2 separate regions of the Homo sapiens genome follow, and region 2 is linked to region 1. A link is an interaction called in ENCODE POLR2A ChIA-PET data of the cell type or tissue named here. Cell type or tissue: HepG2. All regions are shown on one strand. Links, peaks and the distances in the headings refer to the core of each region. The heading gives the core; the rest is flanking DNA. Region 1 overlaps TOPBP1 (DNA topoisomerase II binding protein 1). Region 2 overlaps TF (transferrin).

Region 1 (12,246 bases), core at 1,590-9,589:
ATCCCAGCTACTTGCGAGGCTGAGGGAGGAGAATCGCTTGAGCTGGAGGTTGTGGTGAGCCAAGATCATGCCACTGCACTCCAGTCTGGGTGACAGAGTGAGAACCTGTCTCAAAAAAATTAAAATTAAAACAGAATAAAATTAAGTAGTTAAGCAAAAAAAGGTGGCAGAATTTGGATAATTTTAGAATATAGGTAGCTAGTATATGTGTGGGGGTTCATTTTACTATTTTATTTACTTTTGTATTTAAAATGTTCATAATAAACATTTTAATACATATATATATGTATATAAAGTAAAATAATTCTAAGTAAGTCAAGTTTTTTTGGTTTAAATGGTTTGGGGCATTTTATTTATAAATAATTTCTATGCGTAGTTGAGATTACATTTTTCCTAGAAAGAAGTTGGGAATCAATAAAGTACAATCCATTTTTCTCTGCTTAAGGTGGATTGGTGATAGAAAAGCAGTGCTTTGATCCCACCTGTACACACATTGTTGTGGGACATCCACTTCGAAACGAGAAGTATTTAGCCTCAGTGGCAGCTGGGAAGTGGGTGCTTCATCGCTCCTACCTTGAAGCCTGCAGGACTGCTGGACACTTCGTGCAGGTGTGTATTCAGATTTGTGGAAGTTTATTTTTCTTTAAAAGCAAGTGTCCACCGGGTGCAGTGGCTCACACCTGTTATCCTAGCACTTTGGGAGGCCGAGGTGGGTGGATCACCTGAGATCAGGAGTTCGAGACATGCCTGGCCAACATGGTGAAACCCTCTCTACTAAAACTACAAAGATTAGCCAGGCATGGTGGTGAGTGCCTGTAATCCCAGTTACTCAGGAGGCTGAGGCAGGAGAATCACTTGAACCCAGAAGGCAGAGGTTGCAGTGAGCCGAGATCATGCCATTGTACTCCAGCCTGGGCCACAAGAGTGAGACCCTATCTAAAAAAAAAAAAAAAGTAAGTGTTGGCTGGCAGTGGCTGGCTCATGCCACTTTCAGCACTTTGGGAGGCCAAGGCAGGAGGATGGCTTGAACCTAGGAGTTCAAGACCAGCCTGGGAAACATAGCAAGACTCCATCTCTAGAAAAAATAAAAACAGTTAGCTGGGCATGGTGGTTCCCATCTGTAGTCCCAGCTACCTAGGAGGCTGAAGTGGGAGGATTGCTTGAGCCCAGGAGGTCAAATCAAGACCCTGTCTCTAAAGGAAGAAACAGACAAATTTATTTATTTACTTAAAAAAGTAAATCTCAGATTTCATCACATTTGCTGACTGCTCATAAAATTGAAATAACCAAATATGGCCAGTTAGAGTATACCAGCTTTTTCAATAACAAAGCCAAACAACGAAACTTCGCAGAGCCAGGTTCACCTTTAATCACTTTTTAAATGATTTAATTTGAATGTTAGTGTTGTTTTTAATTGAAATAACATTTTCTTAGAAAGTTTCAAGATTATCTCATTGTAAGCTTTCATCTTTACTACATAGACAGATAATCAAGTTATCAGTACATACCTCCTCTGAGACTGTGTCCTTTCATGAAGTTAGTCTTACAGCAGGTGAAATTTGTCCATCTGAATATTACCAGTTGCCAAGATATAGCTATCATTTTGTTTCTTAAAAATGTATGTGGTATTTTTCTGATTTCTAATTAAAAGCCAAATATACTTGACTCTTATATGAAACTAATCTACATTTCCTCCATGCTCATAAAACAATATTTACTTAGTACTGTCTGTATTTGTAACAATTAAATGTATAGCTTTAACAGTTATTAGACTTTGGGCTCCTTGAGGAGCCCTGTATGTTGCACAGTGGCTCCCCAGACTGTAACAACTCAGGTTTGTTGGACAAATTCTCTAGGAAGAAGACTATGAATGGGGAAGTAGTTCCATACTTGATGTTCTGACTGGAATCAATGTACAGCAACGAAGACTAGCACTTGCAGCAATGAGATGGAGAAAAAAAATCCAGCAAAGACAAGAATCTGGCATTGTTGAGGTATTAAAACACAATTATATAGGTAATACAAATAGCATTCAATATTGTGACTCTTTCACATTTTTTTTAAAAGAGAATGTGCTTCAGGAAATAATGATTCTACTTGTCTTTTTTCCCCAAATTTTTGATGGCTCTTTTAAAAATAATTTATATATGTAAAATGTGGCCCATATTGCATTTCTTCCAAAGAATCTTTTCAGCATCTAATGTCAGGGGTTCTTGACCTGAGTCCACAGACCTTCTCAAAGGAATTTGTAGATCAAATCTGGGAAGGCCATGTACTTTGCATGGGGAGAAAAATACATCCTTATTTTTACTAACCTCTAATTGAAAATTAGCACTTCCGGTCTTTTTTTTTTTTTTTTTTAAATTTTAATCAGCCTACATCATGCTTTGAGAAAACTAGCACTTCCTTTAATGAAAGGTCTAGGCAACAAATCACAACACTATCAACTGTACCTGTAATTTTGCACTAACAGAAATCACATGTTTCTGTTTTGCATTGTAATTGCAAGCATCTTGAAATACTGTTTGTGTTCATCAGTACTTTAGTTATTTATATTATTTGTTAACTGTTGATTTATCAAGAGAAACTATTAGGCCACATGTTCATGTTTCATAGTTCAGGAACACAAGTCAAAGACAAACTTCTGTGTATTAATGATTCAGTCCAAAGAAATTCTTTATATTCCAAAATCACTTTGCACTCTGAAACATAATAGCACTCTTCATCTCAGATTCTTTCATGGAATCATAACTTCTGTAGAAATCAGCATGTCCTTTCTGTTTTGGTTCAGCCACAGCAAACAGAGAGCTGCAACCCCAGGGATATAAGGAATGCTCCCACAATATGAAATCACAGACACTTGGCCAGAAGACCACATATCTGAGGTTTTGTCAAAGCACTGAAAGCCATATTAGTTATTGTCTGCTACTTTAATATAAAGCACATCTATAATTACACAACAAATTTGTTTTTAATATTTTGATAACTTTCAATAAAATGGCTTCCTTTTGTAATCCTTTATATTTTAATTTTAACATTTTCTAAAAATCACCCATAAGGTTTGGGAATTATATCTCAATACAGCTATTATTTAGAGTAGTCTAATGACCAGACTGCCAAAGGGATCCATGGCTTACAAAAAGGTTAATTGTATTAGTTCGTTCTCACGCTGCTATGAAGCAACACCTGAGACTGGGTCATTTATAAAGGAAAGAGGTTTAATTGACTCACAGTTCCACATGGCTACAGAGGCCTCAGGAAGCTTACAGTCATGTAAGAAGCAAACACGTCCTTCTTCACATGGTGGCAGGAGAGAGAAGTGCAGAGCAAAGTGGGGAAAAACCCCTTATAAAACCATCAGATCTCCTGAGAACTCACTATCAGGAGAACAGCATGAGGGAACTGCCCCCACCATCTGATCACCTCCCACGAGGTCCCTCCCCCAACACTTGGAGATTATCATTCGGATTACAATTCAAGATGAGATTTTGGGTGGGGACACAGCCAAACCATTATCAGAACCCCTGAGTTAAATAGTCTTTCATGTTGTATTCTAAGTTCTCTGATATCTCCAAATCCTTATTAGCCATGATACCCTCTCTTTTAGAGTAATTCCACTGGCTTTTGTTAGTTGTTATTCCCTTCCTAAATATTTTGTTTCCAGTTTGTAAACATTTTTAAGAGAAGTGAAACGCAGGCTTCATCTAACCTAAGGAGCTCTGCTTGAAGCTCTTCCCTTGATTAATCAAAAGAAAAAAATACTAGAAAAGACTAAACATCAATCACACTGCTTTGTTTTAATGTTACCTAATCATTAATGGTTTTTCATTCCTCACGTATTTCTTGATGGCCTACTATGTGCCAGATACCATGGATTCACGTTTCAGTGTTCTGGCCAGAGATAATTATACTGTGGCAAAAGTAAAGTTTATAAGATTTATTGACAAAACTAAGTCTACAGATAAAATCATGCATTATCTGTATTATTTTGTTATTTTCCAAATGATTTCACCACTGATTGTTTTTTATTTGTAGGGAGCATTTAGTGGGTGGAAGGTTATTTTACATGTGGATCAGTCTCGAGAAGCAGGCTTCAAACGCCTTCTTCAGTCAGGAGGAGCAAAGGTTTGTATCAAATTAATTTACTGACCTTTTTACATGAATAATCATCTAACCAAGATTGCTATGATGAGTTCTTCATTTTCTCTACTTTTTGAAATGGTAATCCTTAAGTACACATTATACAGCTGAACTACTTTGGAATACTGGTAGATTGTGATACTACCTTGTTTTTTCATTAGGTGCTACCTGGTCATTCTGTACCTTTATTTAAAGAGGCCACACATCTTTTTTCTGACTTGAATAAACTGAAACCAGATGACTCAGGAGTTAATATAGCAGAAGCTGCTGCCCAGAACGTGTACTGCTTGAGAACAGAATACATTGCTGATTATCTCATGCAGGTTTGTGAGATTCTATCCTTGACCTCCTCATTACCAGAGATACGTTTATGTGCATAGATAAGTAACTGCACAACAAAACCTTCAGCTCATGATTAGTAGAAGATTAGTCTCCTGTTATTCTCTTCTATTCCAGCCCTTTCAGTTTTATTCTATTTGTGTTTTTTATTATAATGAACATATTATGTAAACATTTAGCTTGGAAGTTAAATATGAGAAGAGTATAAAAATCTAGGTACCTCTAAAGGCTTTAAAAATACCCTTTAAAATGTTGGAATATAAAGCAGAAATCGATTCCAGGAGTCCAAGGAGAAACATTTATCCAAAGGTCCTTTAGTTTTCTTGACTGTTTGCTTTCATGTACATTAAATACCTATGTTAGACACTGTGGTAAATTTAAGCATTTGCTATATGGTGGGCTTACTACTCTCATATTCAGAATTGGCCTGTGTTGTGTAATTTGAATGGGGTAAGAAAAATCTTCTGACACCAGAGTGCCCAAAAGGCCATCAGGAGTCAGCAGGCATGACACATAATCATAAGGATTAGATTTCATAATCATAATCTATGAAGGATTTCAACTGGGATGATACAGAAATAAGGGGAGGCCAACACTCAAAGTCAGCTTTGTGATTTTGCTGCTGTGCTTGGAGATTGCTCAGGATTTAATAGAATGCCTAAAACACAAATGTGAAGCCGTTATAGAGCAGAGGGCATACTGATTAGTATCCACGATTTTATCTAAGGTTTTCACTCAACGTGATGTTTTTGACATTCATTCAAGTTGTAGTGTATACCAGTAGTTCATTCCTTTTTATTGCTGAGTAGTATTTCTTTGTCTGAATATACCATAGTTGATTCATTTTCCTATTGATGGACCCTTGGACTCCTGGAATCAGAAATGTTCCAATAAGCACTTCCCTTGAGCATCACATAAGTGCTCGAAAGTTTAGGATTTTGTACCATTTCTAACTTTTGGATTTGAGATGCTCAATCTGTACATTATTGGTGGGAAGTGTAAAATGGTAAAAATCCCTTTGACAAAAGGCCTGGCAGCTTCTTAAAAAACGAAATATTTACTTATTCTATTACACAGCAATTCTGTCCTATTTACCCAGGAAAAATGAAAAAATATGTCCATAAAAAAGCCTGTATATTTTTAGTAGCTGTTTGTCATCTTGGTTATCATTAGTAAAGCTACTAAAAATATACAGGGATTTTTACCATTTTACACTTTCCACCAATAATATACAGATTGAGCATCCCAAATCCAAAAGTTAGAAATGGTACAAAATCGTAAACATTTCTGATTTCTGGGTTTCGGTTGCTCAACCAGTAAATATAAATATTCCAAAATCTGAAATACTTCTGATTCTAAGCACTTCAGATAAGGGATACTCAATCTGTGTAAGCCTTCTGGTTATTCCATATTTTGCCAACATTTAGTGTTGGCAGTCATTTGATTTTTAGCCATGCGGTAGGTTTATAGTGGGAGCACATTGTAATTTGTACAGAGTGTTTGTAATTTGTATTTCCCTGATGACTAATGACATCGAGCACTTTTTCTTTCATGGTCTCTTTGTTTGTTTGTTTGTTTGTTGGTGTGTGTGTGTGTATTTAATATTTTTTTCTAAAAAGTTATTGTTTTAGCTTTTATGTTTAGCTCTATGACCTATTACAAATTAATTTTTCTTAATGCTCTGAGGTATGGACTAGGGCTGGTTTTTTTCCATATAGATATCTAGGTGTTCTAGCACCATTTGTTGAACAGATTTTCCTTTCCCACAAAAGCTTTGGCATCTTGATAAAAAATCAAATGATCGTATTTTTGTGAGTCTCTATTCTGTTTCATTATCTACTTGTTGATACCTTTCCTACTGTGTCTTGATTACTGTAGCTGTACAGCAACTTTTGAAGCTAGTATTAAGACTACAATTTTAGTTGTCTTTTTCAAGGTTATTTAGCTGTTCCATGTCCTTTGCATTTCCATATGGACTTTAGACTCAGCTTGTTAGTTTCTACAAAAAAAAAAAAAAAAAAAAGGCCTAGAGTGGTTAAGATTAGGATTGCACTGACTCTATAGACCAACTTGAGGACAGTAAACATCTTTACAGTGTTGAGCATTCTATTCCATAAACCTAGAATGTCTCTATTTAGGTCTTCTTTAATTTCTCTCAGCAACATTTTGTGGTTTTTCAGTAAGGGAACTTACCTATCTTTTGTTAAATTTATTCCTATTTTGTGATGCTATTGTAAATAAAAATTTCTAGATTTACATTTAGATTTTTTTCTACAATTTGCTGCCAATCCAAAAGAATATAAATTTTGTATATTATTATTTATTTATTTTGAGGCAAGGTCTCACTCTGTTGCCCAGGCTGGAGTGCAGTGGCGTGATCTTGGCTTACTGCAACCTCTGCCTCCCAGGCCCAGGAGATCCACCTCAGCCTCCCAAGTAGCTAGGACTACAGCCATGTGCCACCATGCCCAGCTAATTTTTTTTTTGGCAAGGGGAAGGGGTAGAGATAGGGTTTCACCAGGTTGCCCAGGCTGGTCTCAAGCAATCCACCTGCCTCGGCCTCCCAAAGTACTGGGATTACAGGTGTGAGCCACTGTGCCTTGCCTGTCAGTCTTTTATACCCTATGATCTTAATAAAATTCACTTAGTACAATTAGTACCTTAGGCTTTCCTACATAAGCAATCATTTTATCTGCAAAGAGATTTGTAGATTTTCCCTTCTTTATGCCTTTTATTTCTTGTTGTCTTATGTGGCTAGGACCTCAAGTATGCTGCTGAATAGAAGTGGTGAGATTGGGCCTCCTTGTCTTTATTCCCTAGCCTAGGTGGAAAGTGTTCAATATTTCACCAGCTATAGGGTCTTCATAGATTTTTTTTTCCAGATTGAGGAAGAGTCCTTTTATTCCTAGTTTACTAAGATTTCTTTTTCATCATTAATTGGGGTTAACTTTTATAAAATGTCTTTTTCTACTTCTGTTGGAGTTGTTATAAGGTTTTTCTCTTTCCTTCTATTACTATGGGGAATTACATTTTCAAATGTTAAGTTTCATGTATCAGTCCCACTTGATCACGCCATATTAATCTTTGTATATATTGCTAGATTTAGTTGAGTAAAAATTTTTAAAATTGTTTTCAGGGTGGGATATTGGTATGTAATTCTCATTGTTTTGTAATGTTTTTGTCATCTTTTGGTATTAGCGTTTTGCTGGCATCACAAACAAGTTGGGAAGTTCTCCCTTGATTTTCTCGAAGAGTTTGTGTAAGATGCCTCTTTCTTCCTTGAATGTTTGAAGGTCTGGAGTTTTCTTTTTTTTTTTTTTGAGACACGGTCTGGCTCTGTTGCCCACACTGGAGTGCAATGGCTTGATCTCAGCTCACTGCAATCTCCACTTCCTGTGCTCAAATGATCCTTCCACCTCAGCCTCCTGGGTAGCTGGGACTACAAGCGCACGCCACCAGTCTTAGCTAATTTTTGTATTTTTGGTAGAGACGGGGTTTCACCATGCTGGGCTTAAGTGATCCCCACGGCTTCCCAAAGTCCTAGGATTATAGGCATGAGCCACCTGGACTGGAGTTTTCTTTTTTTGTATTTTTATTTTTTAGATGGAGTCTTGCTCTGTCGCCCAGCCTGGAGTGCAGTGGGGCAATATCAGCTCACTGCAACCTCCACCTCCTAGGTTCAAGTGATTCTCCTGCCTCAGTCTCCCAAGTAGCTGGGATTACAGGCATGAGCCAACACACCTGGCTAATTTTTGTATTTTTAGTAGAAACGGGGTTTTAACCATGTTGTCCAGGCTGACCTGAGGCTGACCTCAGGTGATCCGCCCACCTTGGCCTCCCAAAGTGCTGAGATTACAGGCGTGAGCCACTGCACCCGGCCTGGAGTTTTCTTTATATGTGGTTTTTTGTAACGAATTTTCTTTACTAGATACAGCGCTTTTCCTATTTTCTGTTTCATTTTATGTCAGTTTTTAATAACTGGTGTTTTTCAAATAATATATCCATTTCATCTTATCAAATTTGTTGGCATAAAGTTCTTCATAATATTCTTATTATCCTTTTAGTGTAATAAGTTTATTCCTGGCTGGGCACGGTAGCACACGCCTGTAATCTCAACAGTTTAGGAGGCTGAGGTGGGCAGATCACTTGAGGTCAGGGGTTCGAGACCAGCCTGGCCAACATAGCGAAACCCTGTCTCTACTAAAAATACAAAAAAATTAGCGGGGTGTGGTGGCGTGTGCCTGTAGTCCCAGCCACTCGGGAGGCTGAGGCAGGAGAATCGCTTGAACCTGGGAGGCAGAGGTTGCAGTGAGACGAGATCACGCCACTGCACTCCAGCTTGGGCAACAGAGCAAGACTCCGTTTCAAAATAAATAAATAAATAAATAAATAAATAAGTTTATTCCTGATATTGTCAACTTGTGTTCATTTATAACTGGCTTATTTAGGAGTCTGTTGTTTAGTTCCTAAATATAAGAGGATTTTTTTTTCTATCTTTTTAATTTGTGATTGCCCATTGAATTCCATTGTAATCACAGAAAATACTCTATAATTTTAATTCTTTTAAAGTTATTGAGACTTGTTTTATCACCCAGCTTCATCTATCTTAATGAACATATCATATATGTGAAAGATTTTATATTCTGCAGCTGTTGGGTGTTGTGTTCTAAAAATATCAAATAGGTTAATATGGTTGATAATGTTGATCAGATTTTCTGTGTATGTGGGTTTTTTTGTTTGTTTAGTTATATCAATTACTGATACTAAAATCTCCAGCTGTTTGTGGAATTGTCTGTTTTTTCTCTTTAATTTTGTCAGCTTTTACCCCATTTATTTCAAACTTTGTTGCTAGTTGTTTACCCATATATAATTTCTTTGATTTTCACATATTGATCCTTTGTTATAACACGTATCTCTGGGCTTACTCCGCCTTGAATGTACATTATCTGAGGTTAATATAGCCTTTTCCTGTTTACTCTGTGTCATGATATCTCTTTGCATGGTTTTTAATTTTAAACTTGTCTGTGTCATATATTTAAAATGGCTTTCTTGTAGATAGGATATAGTTGGGCCTTGCTTTTTTTTTCTTTGGAGTGTTTAGTCCATCATGTAATTATTGATATGATTGGATTTAGGGATGGGGTTTTTTGCTGTTTGTTTTCTATTTGTTCTTTGTCCTTGTTCTTCTTTGTCTTTCTTGGCTTTTTTTGTATTAGTTTAATATTTTTAGAATTTTATTTTATCCATTGGCCTTCTAAAGCAAAAATATATTTACCTTTTGGAGGGAGAAGTGTTTATATGTAGATTACAAATTACTTCCTGAGGCCGGGCATGGTGGCTCACGCCTGTAATCCCAGCACTTTGGGAGGCCAAGGTGGGCAGATCACCTGAGGTCAGGATTTCGAGACCAGCCTGGCCAATATGGTGAAACCGTGTCTCTACTAAAAATACAAAAATTAGCTGGGTGTCGTGGCGCACACCTGTAATCCCAGCTGCTTGGGAGGCTGAGGCAGGAGAATCACTTGAACCTGTGAGGCGGAGGCTGCAGTGAGCCAAGATCGTGCCTCTGCACTCCAGCCTAGGTGACAAGAGCGAAACTCTGTCTCAAAAAAAAAAAAAAAAAAAATGAAAAAAGGTAGATCTCTTGCATCCAAGTTGGTTCATTTGCTTCCCCTGTCCTTTATACCAGGGGTCAGTAAACTATAGCCACCTGGCCAAACCTGGCCCACTGCCTATTTTATAAATAAAGGTTTGTTGGAAAACAGCCATACTCATTCATTTATGTATTTTCTATGGCTGCTTTTGCACTATAATGGCAGAGTTAAGTAGTTTCAGCACAAATCATCTATCCCACAAAATCTAAAATGTTTCTGTCTGAGCCTTTACAGAAAGTGTGCTGACCTCTGCTTTATGCAGTAGTTGTCATATATTTTACATCTACATCTTATAGCCCCAAATAAGATTTTACTTTAAATAGGTTTTGCTTTTAACAATTCTGTGCATTTTGAGGAAACTAAAATAAAAAATGGTATTTTATAATTACCCTCATGTATACCAGTTTGAGTGTCAGTTTTCCCTGAAGATCTGAGTTTCCATCTGATAACATTTTCCTTCAGCCTGAAGAACTAACTTTAGTTTGGAGTGCAGGTTGATTGGGGATCAATTCTAGCTTTCTGTTGTATGAAATGTCTATTCTACCTTCATTGTTGAAGGACAGTTTTGCAGGATACAGAATTATAGATTGACAGGTTTTTTTCTTCTATTAAAGACTTCACTGTCTGCTGGCCTCCATTGTTTCTGTTGAGAAATCAGTGATGGTCATTTGAATTGTTCCCTTGTATTCAATGTGTCATTTTTGAGACCAGCCACCAGCCTGGGCAACACAGCAAGACCCTTATCTCCCCCTAAAAAAGAAACTCTAGGTTCTATTGTTCCTTTGCTCCTCCAAAGAGTACTGTGTTGTTTAACAGGCAGTTTACTTCATACACTGTGTTTGCGTCCCCAGCCCCCCATTTGCTTGGTTCGTTTATTCTCCAGGCTCTATGGTTGCTTTTAATATATTTTGGTCAGAATTTGTAGCTGTTATCCATGGAAGAATTGAATCAAAAGGCACTTACTTGGTATTTTGTGGTGATTCATTTTCAGGTTGCCCAGTCTGCCATATTGCTAGAAAATTAAGTTTTATTACACTTATAATAAGGAGGAAAAGATCCATTTCTATGTTGGGAAATGGTTGTGGGGGGAAAATGCAAGGGTTTTGGAGTCAGATCAGTTATGAAATTTGGCTTTGCTACCTGCTAGTTATGTGACATTGGTTGTTTTCATTTAACCTTTTTTATTTTATCTCAAAAATGGGGATTAAAAACACCGATATGAAATGTTTGTAAGATCTGAGCTAGTCCCACTCTACCTGAACCATACACGTATTTCTTTGATAAAAGGTGAGACTTTGTCCCACAGGGTCCATTTTGTTTAATTTGCTGGAACCTAGGAATGAATATGCGTTTTCCTTTAAGTTTGTCAGATTCATCCCTGAGAGGTCTGAGATTTAAAGAAAAAATCTATTACCAGATCACGTAAATGTTTGAAATCATTTTAAAAAATCACTTATTTTTCCTTTTATAGGAATCACCTCCTCATGTAGAAAATTACTGTCTACCAGAAGCTATTTCATTTATTCAGAATAATAAGGAACTTGGGACTGGATTATCACAAAAGAGGAAAGCTCCTACAGAAAAAAATAAAATCAAACGACCTAGAGTACACTAATCGCATCTACCCTTTAGTTACCAAACATTAAATGTTTTTAAAAATTGAAAGCCTGAATGTGACTGTGATAGATTTGGGTAGTAATTTAAAGATGAGTACCTGAAGAATTCTGCTTCAGAGTATAATGATGACCCTTCTTGAGTTTTGAACACCTGAAATTGTAATCACTGAAATATTAACTGTTTCTTAATAAAAAGTTACCTGAAATAACAACAAAATACAACTCCTCAGCTAGCTTGCTGTTAAACCACATTGAAGTCTGTTAAAAGATATTTATTTTTCTTGTAAATATCTGAAGCTGTAGCTTAGTGGAAATTTTAGCAAGGTAATGGATTTTGCTTTAAAATGTCTGCCTTACAAATTCATAACAACAAGATTTGTCAGTCAGCATTTATTCATGTTTTCCCTGATTTTTATCTTCTCACCATTTTACCTCTTTTAACAGGAGCCTGAGCACAAGGTTTAATGAGGAAGCTGGGGCTATAAATATGTGTGTAT
Region 2 (12,246 bases), core at 1,471-9,470, 150 kb before region 1:
TATAAATTGTATGAAATATAAAATAATGAGCTTGATGGTCCCTTTTTGCTTCATGGTAGATAGTTCTGAAGATACATGGTTATTCATAAGTGCTCAAAAAGTAGAATTAACATATTTCAGCAAAAATCTGTTGACAATGGCAGGAAGTACCTTTATAATATGCATCTTTGTTTCAATATATTTGCTGATTTATTATAAAGGATCCAACTCAAGAATAGCCAAATGGAAGAGACACAGAGGGCAAGAAATGTGGGGAGGAGGGGGAGTGGAGCTTGGCACTTCATGTTCTCTCTAGGCAAACCATACTCCCCCATCTCGATGTGTGCACTAACACAGAAGCTCCAGATTAGGTTTTACAAGAATGATTTATGATATGGGAAAAGCTTACTAGATACTGTGAGTGAGTAAAAGGTAGCAAGCAACCTACATGAAATGATCCCAATAAGGGAATTTTCTCTGAATTACATGATTATAAGTACTTTTTATTTCTTCTTTATATCATTCAGGATTTTAAAAATTCTCTGTAAGCCAACATGGAATATTCTTTCTTAAAAAAAAAATGTTGTTAGAGACAAGGTCCTGCTAAGTTGCTAGCCCTGAACTCCTGGGCTCAAGCAATCCTCCTGCCTCAGCTTTCGAAGTAGCTGGGACTACAGGTGCATGCCACCATGCCAGGCTAGGATACTCTTTTGATCAACAAAGCAAATTTGTACCTGATTGGATCCTACCATGTACTCAGGATCTTATCTCAGTGATCGTGGCACACCACTGGTCTCAGGACACCCACACCATGGTCCAGCCTCCCTAAGCAGGCACTGCTCAGCCTGCCCTTTCACCATACACTCATACAAGGAGGAAACTGAGCCCTGTGGGCACCCTTCAGATCCACAAGCTCAAAGATTCTGAACCTCCGGTGGGGCTGTGCTCACATAGTCAGGGCAAGGTTCCTGGGAGCCAGGTTTTTGCATCATTCCCAGGAACACTCCCTAGCTCAGTCTTGGGGGCCAGCAGGCAGCAATGACAGGGACGCTGCCCTAGGAAGGCTGGAGTGACATACCATGATCTTGGCGATGCAGTCTTCGGTGGTCTCTGCTGATACACACTCTATTTTCCCTACACTGTTAACACTCCACTCATCACACTTGAGCCTCTCGTGGTGGCTCAGCGCACACCACTTCACAGGCTTGCATTCATCTGTTGGGGCTTCTGGGCCTATGGCATAAAAAAAGAACAAAGATCAGAAGCGGCCCTAGCTGTTGCCTGGTGTTTGTCAGCACTACTCACTGTCTTCATGCAAATGCTGGGATTTGCCAGCAATAAACAAACAGACCCCATTCAAGGAATTAATCACCTTAGAAAGCAAAGTCAATGCACAATCTCTTGGTTGACTTCTCATTTAAATTTAGTTTTTTATGTCTTCCGAGAAGCCAACTTTCCTCTCCAGCCTCTGGGCACTATATGACCTCTGGCTGTTTTTTTCCTTCTTGTTTTTCAGATAGCACTTAACTACTGGAGGTGTTCTTATTTATATGTTCATTGTTTATTGTCAGGTTTTCTGCAGGAGAACAGAAGCTCCAACACAGAAAGGGCCCTGCCTGTCTTGTTCACCAGGGCATCCTCAGGGTTAGGGCAATGCTAGCACATGGTCAGCATAATAAATGTCTGATGAATAAATGTACATCTGCTCATCTTTCAGACTGAGCTCAAGAGTCACTTCCTCAAGGAAGCTTTGCCTTAACGCCAAGTCCAGGGCCTATTTTTCTTTGTTTTGCAGTCTCATAGGGCCATGGTATTTTGTTGTCATATTTTTCCCCTTTTAAACATATCTCTTACTTTGTAATTCATCATCCAATAGCATGACTATTCATTAAACATTTATCTTCTCCCCAGTTTGAAATTTCCAGGACAACAGAATCAAATATATATTTGTCATGCCATCCTATGTCCAGCACCTAGCAGAGCATATGGCTAGATGTTCAATAAATGTCTGCTGAATAAATGAATGGTCAAGCAAAACCACAGTGACTCAGTGAAATCCAGGACTGGGATCAACCTCTCTTAGAGCACCTCTTCATTATGGTACATGTTGACTGGCTGGAGATGTGCAATATATAGCAATTTTGTTCTATTTCACTTACTCTGTGATAAGCTAATTGCCTTCACAGAGTAGGTAAGGCAGTCCTGATTGATGCAAAGGAAATACTGGAACCAACCCACGTCATTTTAAATGTGGATTTCCTGTAAAGCCCATGGTGACATCAAGGCCATCTCATAATGACTAACGCCATTCAGCATCAGTCTAACACTGGGCTCACAGACAGGTCAGAAAAAGGAGCATCAGGAGAGGCGTGCAGGTCCCTGAAAAGACTCAATCTCTGGCCCCTGTGCTCACCAGGTTTCCCAAGTGCTTGTGGTCACCTGGTTCTTCCCAGGTACTCACATGTGCCTTCCCGTAGATTCCGGATGGCAGTGACATACTCATAGCCCAGGTACATCTTGGCATCCATCCTGGGGGGGACTTTTAAAAACCCGTGGGCAGAGTCCTTAAACAGCAGGTCCTTCCCATGAGGAGAGCTGAATAGTTGGAATTCTTTTGATTTGTCTTTGCCAAAATGTTCCTGTTCATAGAAAAACAGAATAGTGGATGGCAACACAGAAGAAAGGAGGCTGAGAAATGGGACTGAAGAGAAAAGAAATCTCTGCAGGAAACAACATGAAAAAGTTCAAGATGCCAGGAGAGAGGGCAGTCGGACCTGCTCCTGCTCACCCAGCACTTCCTCTGCCTGTAGCCCTCGTGGGTCCGCGATTTGCCTGAACCTGCTTCTGTGCCTGTCTCCCGGAACGGGTTGAGACATCGGTGAGAACAAGAAACGTGGCTAATCCAGAGGCTGCCCTGTGTGGTTACCAGTCAAACTCTCAGTGGACAGATGGGACGGCTCGGCAAGAGGAAGCTGGCTGAGCCCAAATCACACAGCTCTTGGGAAGTAAAGCCGCTGTGCAGGCAGCCCCCTCACAGCCGGGCTGAGGGGCATGGGGAGAGAGACCATTTCCTTCTGGGAGGGTCATGGAAAGCCTCCTTGGGGAGGGGTTTAGCTTTGGGCCTTGAAGTTTAGGTAGAAAGGAATGCAACAGAGCAATACAGAGCCTCTTCAGGTGTCACCAGCCAGAAAGGCAAGGGCGGCAGACGGTAGCACCACAGCAGGCTCCCTGCTGCTCTGTGGGGAGTCCCAGCTTTTAGAGAACTTAGTGACATGTGGCATGGCTCCCACTGTATCCTGAACACACAGACTTCCAGAGTGACAAGATGGCCAGGAGGAAAACCCCCAAATCCAAGCAGGGAGCACTAAGCTGGAGGGGAGGATGGCAGGTGGGGATACCTGGGCCTGGTTGAGAAGCTCCCAGATCAAGTCCTCCTTGCCGCCCATACTTCGGGCCACGACGGTATGAGAAGGGACCTGGGCCAAGTGGCAGTCCTTGTATTCATCTACCGGCTTCCGGGTGTTGTCCAGGCAAAGCAGCTCATACTGGTCCCTGTCAGCCTTGTTTGCCAAGTTCTCTGGGGAGGGAAAGCCCAGGTGAGCTTAACACAGGAGAGCCATGGGCTGTGGTGCCCATCCTTGAAATTCAATTGATCATAGAAAGTATGAGCTGAGAGGTCTGGAGTGAGCACTGAAGGCCAGAGAACATGCGGGAGAATGACTCGCTCAAGAGCCCACAGCCAGGTAAAGGCTTCTGATGCCCATGTAGCAGTGATTGCTCCTCATTCCACCATGAGCCTGATCTTAGCAGCACCAACCCCCAGTCTTTGGTTATGGCAACACTACCCCAGAGGCAGAGGCACCGTGTGGAGAGATTGAATGATGGAAAGAGGCCCAGGAATCCAGATGGGGACCCCGTAGGTACCTAACTCTGCACAGGTGGAAACCCAGGCAATGATAAAGGAGAAATACAGTATGCTCATTTCCAATTACTGAGCATGAAAAAGGGAACACAGAAAAAGAACACCCACTACTTGGAGTGGCCCTGGTGGATTCTTGTCCCATTCTTACCAAATATAGTCGAGTGCTTGACAAAGGCCACATCCCCAGCACCATCCTTCAGACACCTGGGTCAAAGAAACACATCAGCAGGGCTCCTGCAGGGCAGGCCCTTCTCCTGCACCTGGAGAGTCTGATCACACTGTCCAGCACTCACACTAGGATAGAGCCTGGTGCAGCCCCGTAGCTGAAGCAACACCATGGTGTGCAGACCTCCAGCGTAGTGCTGAGATGGGGGAATGAGCTCACACGAGATAAAAAGCCCTCATAACCCAAAGAAGCAAAATGCAACTGAAGATATTTTCATGTGAAAAGAGCTTTTAAACTTCTGGAATAGAAGATAATGGTATAGTGTCTCCTGAGGGTGAAAATGTGCCTTTGGCTGGTTGTAAAACTTTAGGATATAATCAAGGTAAAAAGAGAAAGCAAGAAATCAGCTTCCCAGATAGAGACGGTGATGGGGGCAGGAGACAGGCAGTGTGCTGAGCAGGTAACACTGCTGAGATTGAGGGAAGAGGGCCAGTCCCTGGACAGTGGGCCCAGACACTAGAGGCATGATTGTCCTTTCAGGCTCTGCCCGATCCACCGAGAGGAGACACTGACCAGGCTTGAGGGCTCTGGGGAGAAAGGAAGGGTCCCCAGGAAAAGGACCTACTTGTCAGGGTCAGATGAAAGGGAACATGGGCTGGCTTGGCCTAGGAGTCCCAGGTTGTGCTTCTGACTCACTGGGAGGGGATTAGGCCACCTCGATGCCCCTGTAGGCAGGCAGGGCTCGGCTTTGGACCAGCAAAGAACTCTCACCCTGAGGACATTTGGCACTTTGGCCACCATGGAGCAGCAGACATCTCACTCACTTGAAGGCTCCCGAGTAGCCGAAGTATTGGTTAAGGGTGGAGCAGCCACACCCTGGACACAGTTGACACAGCTGGGGGAAGTCCGTCCCATCCGCACAAGGGGCACAGCTGCCCGAGAAGAAATTGGCCACTGCTGCTCAGCACAGAGAAATGGACAACAGAGCATGAGTGAGGCTGGCCACAGCCAATGGCATCACCCCACCCAGGCCCATCAGGGAACAGAGGGGACTAAAACCAAACCAGCACATGCAGCCCCAGCTTGCCCTTATGCTAACTCATCAAGATCAAGGATTTCTAATAGGAACAAGTTGACCTCTGTCTGGCCACCATCCATCAGAGGAAACAGGCCTATGCTTCCCACTAACCAAGGCCTATCTCGGGTCTTTCTCAGAGCACCTTCTCCCTGCTTTGTCAGAGGCTGGAACAGCTCAGAGAGAGGTCCCCTCTGGGATCCATGCCCCAGACATGAGAACTGCTTAAGAGAGGTGCAGGGCTCCAGAGAAACCTCCAGGAAAGAAATCCAGAGAAGTGGACAAGAGAACCACCATCGCCTAGACTGAAACCCTCTGCCGAGCCTTGCGCCCTTTCCTCACTCATCAGAACAGCCTCTGCTGGGGTTTTGGAAGCTCAGAGCAGAAAAAAGCTCAGCTCCACCTCCCAAGTGCTGCTGGTGCAGCAGACCTGCCAGTTTAAAGTCTGTTAACCTCTTTCCCCCACCTGAGTTCATCCCACATGTCTGCTGATGGTGACTGTCTAGTGCAGCCTGTGTGGGCATCTGGAGCAGAGGCAGCTGCTCGAGGGCACCCAGACTCCTGCCAGCTTACCTTTCTCAAGAGGTTTACGTGGCTCAGGTAAGTCACAGTAAAGTAAGCCTATGGGGATGTTCCACCCAGCGGACCTGCCTAGACCCGTGTGGCAGGACTTCTTGCCTCGAAGCTGGTTCATCTGGAAGCCACTATCCTTCTTCACCACAGCAACAGCATAATAGAAAGTCTGTGGATCTGCAAAGGCACAGTGTGAATGGAAGGCCCTCAGCCTGGTGCAGGGAAACATGGCTCATCACCACCGGACTCTTGAGGAGGGAGGGGAGCGGAGAGGCCATGCTTTTACTGGACTGGGCGATAAGGAGTGGGGAATCAGGAAAACCTTCCTAGGGTTGCAGGGGAGAGAGAAGACCATAGAAGGAATATTTATAATATTACCCCTCCAGGCAAACAGGGGCAAGAAGGCCACACGCACATGTGTCCTGAATGCTTTGCCTCCCCTGGCCCTGCAGCGTGTCTGCCTACACCTACCAACCTCAGCCACCAGGAAACTGGAGCTGTGGTAACAGAGGCCCATCAAAGTATTTCATGTCCCCTGGCACAGGCCCAGAGACAGTCAGGTTGATCTCAGAAGACTTGCAGGGCTGCTGGCCTCTGAGTGTGTGCTCCAGAGTGACCCCTCCTGTGTGAGTGGTACCTATGGCTCCAGAGGCCTCCAGGGACCCTAGACATATCAGTAGACCGCAGTAGCCTTCAGGTCAAGCTGCACACAGCCTGCTGTGTTTCTCTGATAAGCATATGCCCCTGGCCCAGGGCTCAGTTTTAGGAGCACCAGTCCTCAGCCAGCCCAAAGCCCCCAGAGGCCTTGATGTGTGGCTGTGGCAGCTGACAGGGCCCCTCATTCTCTACTCACTCTCCAAAGATGAATGTTCATTATATCTGATATCCAAAACCTGCCTGTAAAACACAGCACTCAGCATATAGAATAAGGATGACAACTCCTTCCTGGGGTCCCAGGGAGAACTTACCCTCTTTTGACCCATAGAACTCTGCCACCACAGGCTTCAGGTTATTGGGAGCCAGGTAAGCATCATACACCAAACCTGCATCCAGTGTCACAGCATCCGCTTCGTTTGCCTGAAAGAGAACAGGCCAGTCCTGGATGAAGCCTTGACTTCCAAGGAAGGCCCACCTCAACCCACACAAGTAGAGAGTGGCTACCAGGACTCCACGGACCCAGGGCCAGAACTTGACTAGACCACGCACAGCCCTGCTGGCTTCAGTTGACTCTGTCTCCCTCGCAAGGGCACTTAGCCACCACATTCCTATTCCTTCTGCATAGAGGGAGTGATGGATTGTGTTTCTCTTTTCCCCGGTGAGGTGCCCAGCTCCTGGCCAAAAATCCTACGTGACTTTACCGTAGGCAATTACGAAGGCTTAACCTGGCAGGCTCCGTGGGAGAAAGCCGCCCTCGCCACCCCAGACTCAGAGCACAGCCAGTGCAATGCAGTCTCTGGAGGGGACTCTGCTGTCAAGGACACAGCTCTCTTGGGCTGGCCACGCTCTTCTTACACCTGTTTTCATTCCTAGCCCATGACCTTTGCTCAGAGCCCTCTTTATTTTGAGACTTCCTTTGAGGTCTTCCTCAGGTGCTTCTGTGGAGATTTTTTTTCTGGGGGAAGATGGGAACCTTGAAAACATTCGTCTTCACTCTGACTCAGTACTCAATGCTCTTCCTTCCTGTCCTGGGTCCATAAAACTGCATGACCCTTTTGCTGAGGGATTGGGCACTTTCTCTGGGTTTAGCTTCTTGGTGATACTATGTACTGAATGATCAAAAGCTTGATTATTATTTCCATTTTTGCTCATCTCTGGTATAATTGTCTACTCCAACACATGGGCAGCTCATCTCTCTTTCTCTCTCAGCTCCATTTTACAAGTGAGAAATATGAGGCACAGAAAGGTTAAGTCACTTCCCTGGGCCACATAGCCAGTAAGTCATGGAGCTGGGATTTCAGTGCAGACATTCCGGGTTTATTTCTTATCATTACACTGTTACTTCAGGTTATGTTCCTTTTTGACTTTGTGCTTCTGTAAGCCCTCATCTTTACATCAACAGGTCCCTTGAAATATTATAGCTGCCTTCTTACTAGATCTATAATTTATTTTCTTTTTATGTAAATCCTTAAAGTGAGCCCAACCATCTTTTATTTAGACACTTAAACACATAGTTTTACTCCTTTTTTGTTTTAAATGTCTTTAATCAAAATGATTTTTCCAGAAGCCCTTGCCAGTTCTCTATGAAGATTTCTTATTGATCAAATTACAAAGCAGGCCAGGTATAGTGGCTCATACCTTGTACTTCCAGCACTTTGGGAAGCCTAGGCAAGTGGATCACCTGAGGTTAGGAGTTCGAGACCAGCCTAGCCAATATGGTGAAACACTGTCTCTACCAAAACAAACAAACAAAAATTAGCTGGGCTTGGTGGCACATGCCTGTAATACCAGCCACTTGGGAAGCTGAGGCAGGAGAATCGCTTGAACCTGGGATGCAGAGGTTGCAGTGAGCCGAGATTGTACCACTGCACTCTAGCCTAGGTGACAGAGCAAGACTCTCAAAAAAAAAAAAAAAAATTACAAAGCAAAAGCTATAGTTCCATGAACTTTGTTGTGTTACAATCAAGTAATAAGACAATAGTATTTCTAAATGAAATAAAATATGTTGTAAGACAAACTATATCAGCAGTCTCGCTCTTGTCCCTCAGGCTTGAGTGCAATGGCTCAATCTCGGCTCACTGTAACCTCTGCCTCCAGGGTTCAAACGATTCTCCTGCCTCTGCCTCCCAAGTAGCTGGGATTAAGGCGCCTGCCATCACACCCGGCTAATTTTTGTATTTTTTTTAGTAGAGATGGGGTTTCACCATGTTGGCCAGGCTGGTCTCAAACTCCTGACCTCAGGTGATCCACCCGCCTCGGCCTCCCAAAGTGCTGGGATTACAGGCGTGAGCCACCGCACCCAGCCAATTTTAACCATTTTCAAGTGTACATTTTAGTGGCATTAAGTACATGCATTCACGTTGTTTTATAGCCATCACATCTATCCATCTCCAGAAACTGAAACTCTTTACACATTAAACAATTACCTCCTATTTCTCCCCCACTCCAGCCCCTGGTAGTCATTATGCTACTTTCTGTTTCTATAAATTTGACTATTCTAGATACTTCATAAAAGTGGAACTTTGGGAGGCCGAGACGGGCGGATCACGAGGTCAGGAGATCGAGACCATACTGGCTAACACGGTGAAACCCCGTCTCTACTAAAAATACAAAAATTAGCCGGGCATGGTGGCGCGCGCCTGTAGTCCCAGCTACACGGGAGGCTGAGGCAGGAGAATGGCGTGAACCCGGGAGGCGGAGCTTGCAGTGAGTCGAGATCGCGCCACTGCACTCCAGCCTGGGCGACAGAGCGAAACTCCGTCTCAAAAAAAAAAAAAAAAAAAAAGTGGAATCTTACAATATTTGTCCTTTTGTATCTAGCTTGCTTCACTTATGTTTTCAAGGTTCATCTCAGTGTAGCATATATCAGAGTTTCATTTATTTTTAAGGCTAAAAATATTTCATCATTTGTGTTTACCACATTTTATTTATCTATTCACTCATCAATGGATATTTGGGTTGTAAAACATATTTTTAATATACCACAATACAAAACAAAATTAACAGACATCATGGGCCTTTCTGTTCCACAACAACTAGACCTTATATATGAAACACACTTCGTGGTTTTGTTTAATCTGCAAACACCTTCCCTTCCCCAGTCCTCACATTGTTGAATAAAAATGAAGCAAACAGGGTGCAGCACACCAACATGGCACATGTGTACATATGTAACAAACCTGCATGTTGTGCACTTGTACCCTAGAACTTAAAGTATAATAAAATATATATATATTTTTTAAAAAATGAAGCAAACAAACGAGAGCTTTGCCCATTGCAGTGGGGTTGGGAGAGTGGTCAGGAACCTGGTCTTTCTTTGCCAAGACACCAAGAAATCACTGGTGCCTCGGGGGCTCAGGGAGCCAAAGAGCTAAGGCCTAAAACACAGCGTCCAGCCCTAGAGCTGCAGGGTTCCCAGGGGAACCTGCGCCAGCTGGGAGGGACAGGATTATAATCAAGCAAGCTCTCACAAGTCAAAATAACCAAACCCAGAAGAGGGAAAGCTACAGAGAGAAGGCTGGAGGGAAGCCAAGGGGAAGCCAGCAGAAAGACACGGAAAACCCCAGCGCGGGGATTGAGGGAAGCCAGGCTGCATCTGGATGTTTCTTCCACCTTTTCCCTTCGGCTAACCTACTGCTTGCTTTGTGCTGAGAACTGTAGAATTTCCCACACTTGACACATCTGTCCAAACCTCTGCACTAAGAGACCTGACCAGACTCTGGCATGGCTCCTAGCAGAACAAATCTGTGTCCCTAGGATGGCCCGGTTCCCCTTAAAGTGCTTGCCTGAGAAAACTCAGTGCTGCCAGGAAAATGTACCTGTTTCTTCTACTCAACACACAACTGATGATAGGCCCCTGACCTCCCTTTCCAAGAGAATTTACTAAAAAGGACTTAAAACTGTGAATATGTATCTCTTGAAACTCACAAGCATCTCTCTCAAGGACTGAGAGCCATTCCTTTGCAACACAATCATCAGGATGGATAGAGTGTCTGTCTCGCAGTCTCTGCGGGAGAATAGAGTCCTAATCGAGAGAACTGCCAGCTATCAGACACAGCTGGCCTCCTCACATTTACACTGACCAGCCCTTTCTACCTTTTTACTTCTCTGACTCTACAGAGCCCTGCGTTCTCCCCTCCCTCATTCTCCCTTTAAAATGCTCACATCACCACTGCACAAATCAGAATGGAGCCTAGCTCTTTCCCCCACTGTCAGCAGTTACTGAATGAAACCTATTGTCACTGCCTAAACTAATATCTGGCTGTGCTTATCTTTGACAGCTCCCATCACCCTGGCCTCCCACTAGCAACTTAAATAAGCCCACTCTGCTCTGCCTCAGGCCCTTTGCATATGCTCTTGTTTGCTGCCTGGTGTATTTTACACTGGAGCCCACCCAGGCTCAGTCCTTCATTACATCTCTCTCAGAGAGATGGTCTCTGACCACCCAGGACAAAGCAGGTTTTTCTGTGAGTCCCTGTCAGAACACTCTCCTTTTTCCCTCCATTGTACATCCCCACATTTTGGAATTAGTAGTTTACTTATTCGTGTGTTTTTCTGCTCTCCTGACTAGCCCATGAGCTCCCTGAGGGTAAGGACCAATGTGTTTAATTCACCACTGCAGCCCCATTGCCCAGCACAGGATCTGACATGTACAGATGGGCAGGGGCAACGTTGAAAGAATGAAGAGCATTTTTGTAGACCTAAGAACAAAAAGATCAGCTGTCACCTGCAATCAGGACACTTTACTCTTCCCCCTGCATGCATCACTCATCTTCCCAGTTGTGTATCAAAAGCTGCCAAAGAAGGTTATATAATAATTTTGATAGTGGGCATTCTTATTTATTTATTTATTTTGAGATGGAGCCTCACTCTGTCACCTAGGCTGGAGTGCAGTGGCAGGATCTTGGCTCACTGCAACCTCTGCCTCCCCGGTTCAAGTGATTCTCCTGCCTCAGCCTCCCAAGTAGCTGGGATTACAGGCATGCACCACCATGCCCAGCTAATTTTTATATTTTTTAGTAGAGATGGGGTTTCGCCATGTTGGCCAGGCTGGTCTCGAACTCCTGACCTCAGGTGATCCACCTGCCTCAGCCTCCCAAAGTGCTAGGATTTCAGGCATGAGCCACCGCGCCCAGCCTGATAGCAGGCATTCTTATATTTTCGCCAAGTTCAGAGAACCTAGGGTCTCAAAACAGTCACCCTTGCGTCTACTGTGTCTGGAAAGCAAAAGTTAATGTGCTTTTTGACTTTTGCTTTCCAGACACATTAAAGAAAACCTCCCCATTTCCACTTTTGAAGTGATTTTAGTAAGTCAAGGTTGACTGCCCCATATATCAGCCTCCTACCTGTGAGTAAAGAATTGTTCCAAAGTGACTGGAAACAGAGAAAGTATGGCTTTCTTCCACTCTCTTTTAGGCAGCAGCGACTTACCGCAATGGCCCTGATGCAATCAAGGTAGGAGGCTTTCTTCACACAAGCAACACTGGGACCATCGGATGGAATGACGCTTTTCATATGGTCGCGGAAACTCTGGCACTTAGTGGCCTCATGCTCCGACACTGCACACCATCTCACAGTTTTATCAGGGACAGCCAGACACAGCCCTGGGGGAGAGAGGCCAGAGGTGGAAGGGCCCACTCCCTATGCTGAGGGAGAGACAGCATCGCCCCTAGAAAGGCCTTGACAGCCACATCCCCTCAGTCCTGTCCTCCTCTCACTCCTGTCCATGAACACTACAGGGCACAAGTTCTACTGCATTCTGAGTCTGAGCCAATAGAAGGTTGCCCTAATGGCCTCCCAGTTTCCTACTGACCACCCTCTGCTGGCCAGAGGGGTGCAGGCATGGCCATCACCTCCCAGCTGGAGATGACAATC

What was found. ChIA-PET counts read pairs that join two places held together with the same protein. Peaks named below come from ENCODE experiments on the same cell type or tissue, not always from the same donor. Only the 100,000 strongest peaks of a DNase experiment are listed, where the experiment ranks them.
Region 2: POLR2A ChIA-PET joins it to region 1 with 5 read pairs; 3 of 35 experiments call an interaction of 5 or more read pairs at or near these places.

The regions. Positions count from the first base shown.
Region 1 is chr3:133,600,752-133,612,997 of GRCh38, reverse strand. It overlaps TOPBP1 (DNA topoisomerase II binding protein 1), which reads left to right. Exons shown (of 28, transcript NM_007027.4): 24 at 446-609; 25 at 1,857-1,994; 26 at 4,036-4,125; 27 at 4,302-4,463; 28 at 11,605-12,246. The coding sequence ends at 11,748. Among named protein-coding and RNA genes, the nearest start is that of CDV3, 33 kb to the right of the region's middle. In HepG2, for the core only: no CTCF peak of the experiment used is centred there; a DNase peak (open chromatin) is centred at 6,457.
Region 2 is chr3:133,748,141-133,760,386 of GRCh38, reverse strand. It overlaps TF (transferrin), which reads right to left. Exons shown (of 17, transcript NM_001063.4): 2 at 11,803-11,975; 3 at 6,684-6,792; 4 at 5,716-5,892; 5 at 4,892-5,024; 6 at 4,050-4,105; 7 at 3,378-3,556; 8 at 2,441-2,618; 9 at 1,058-1,212. Among named protein-coding and RNA genes, the nearest start is that of TF, 7.9 kb to the right of the region's middle. In HepG2, for the core only: no CTCF peak of the experiment used is centred there; no DNase peak of the experiment used is centred there.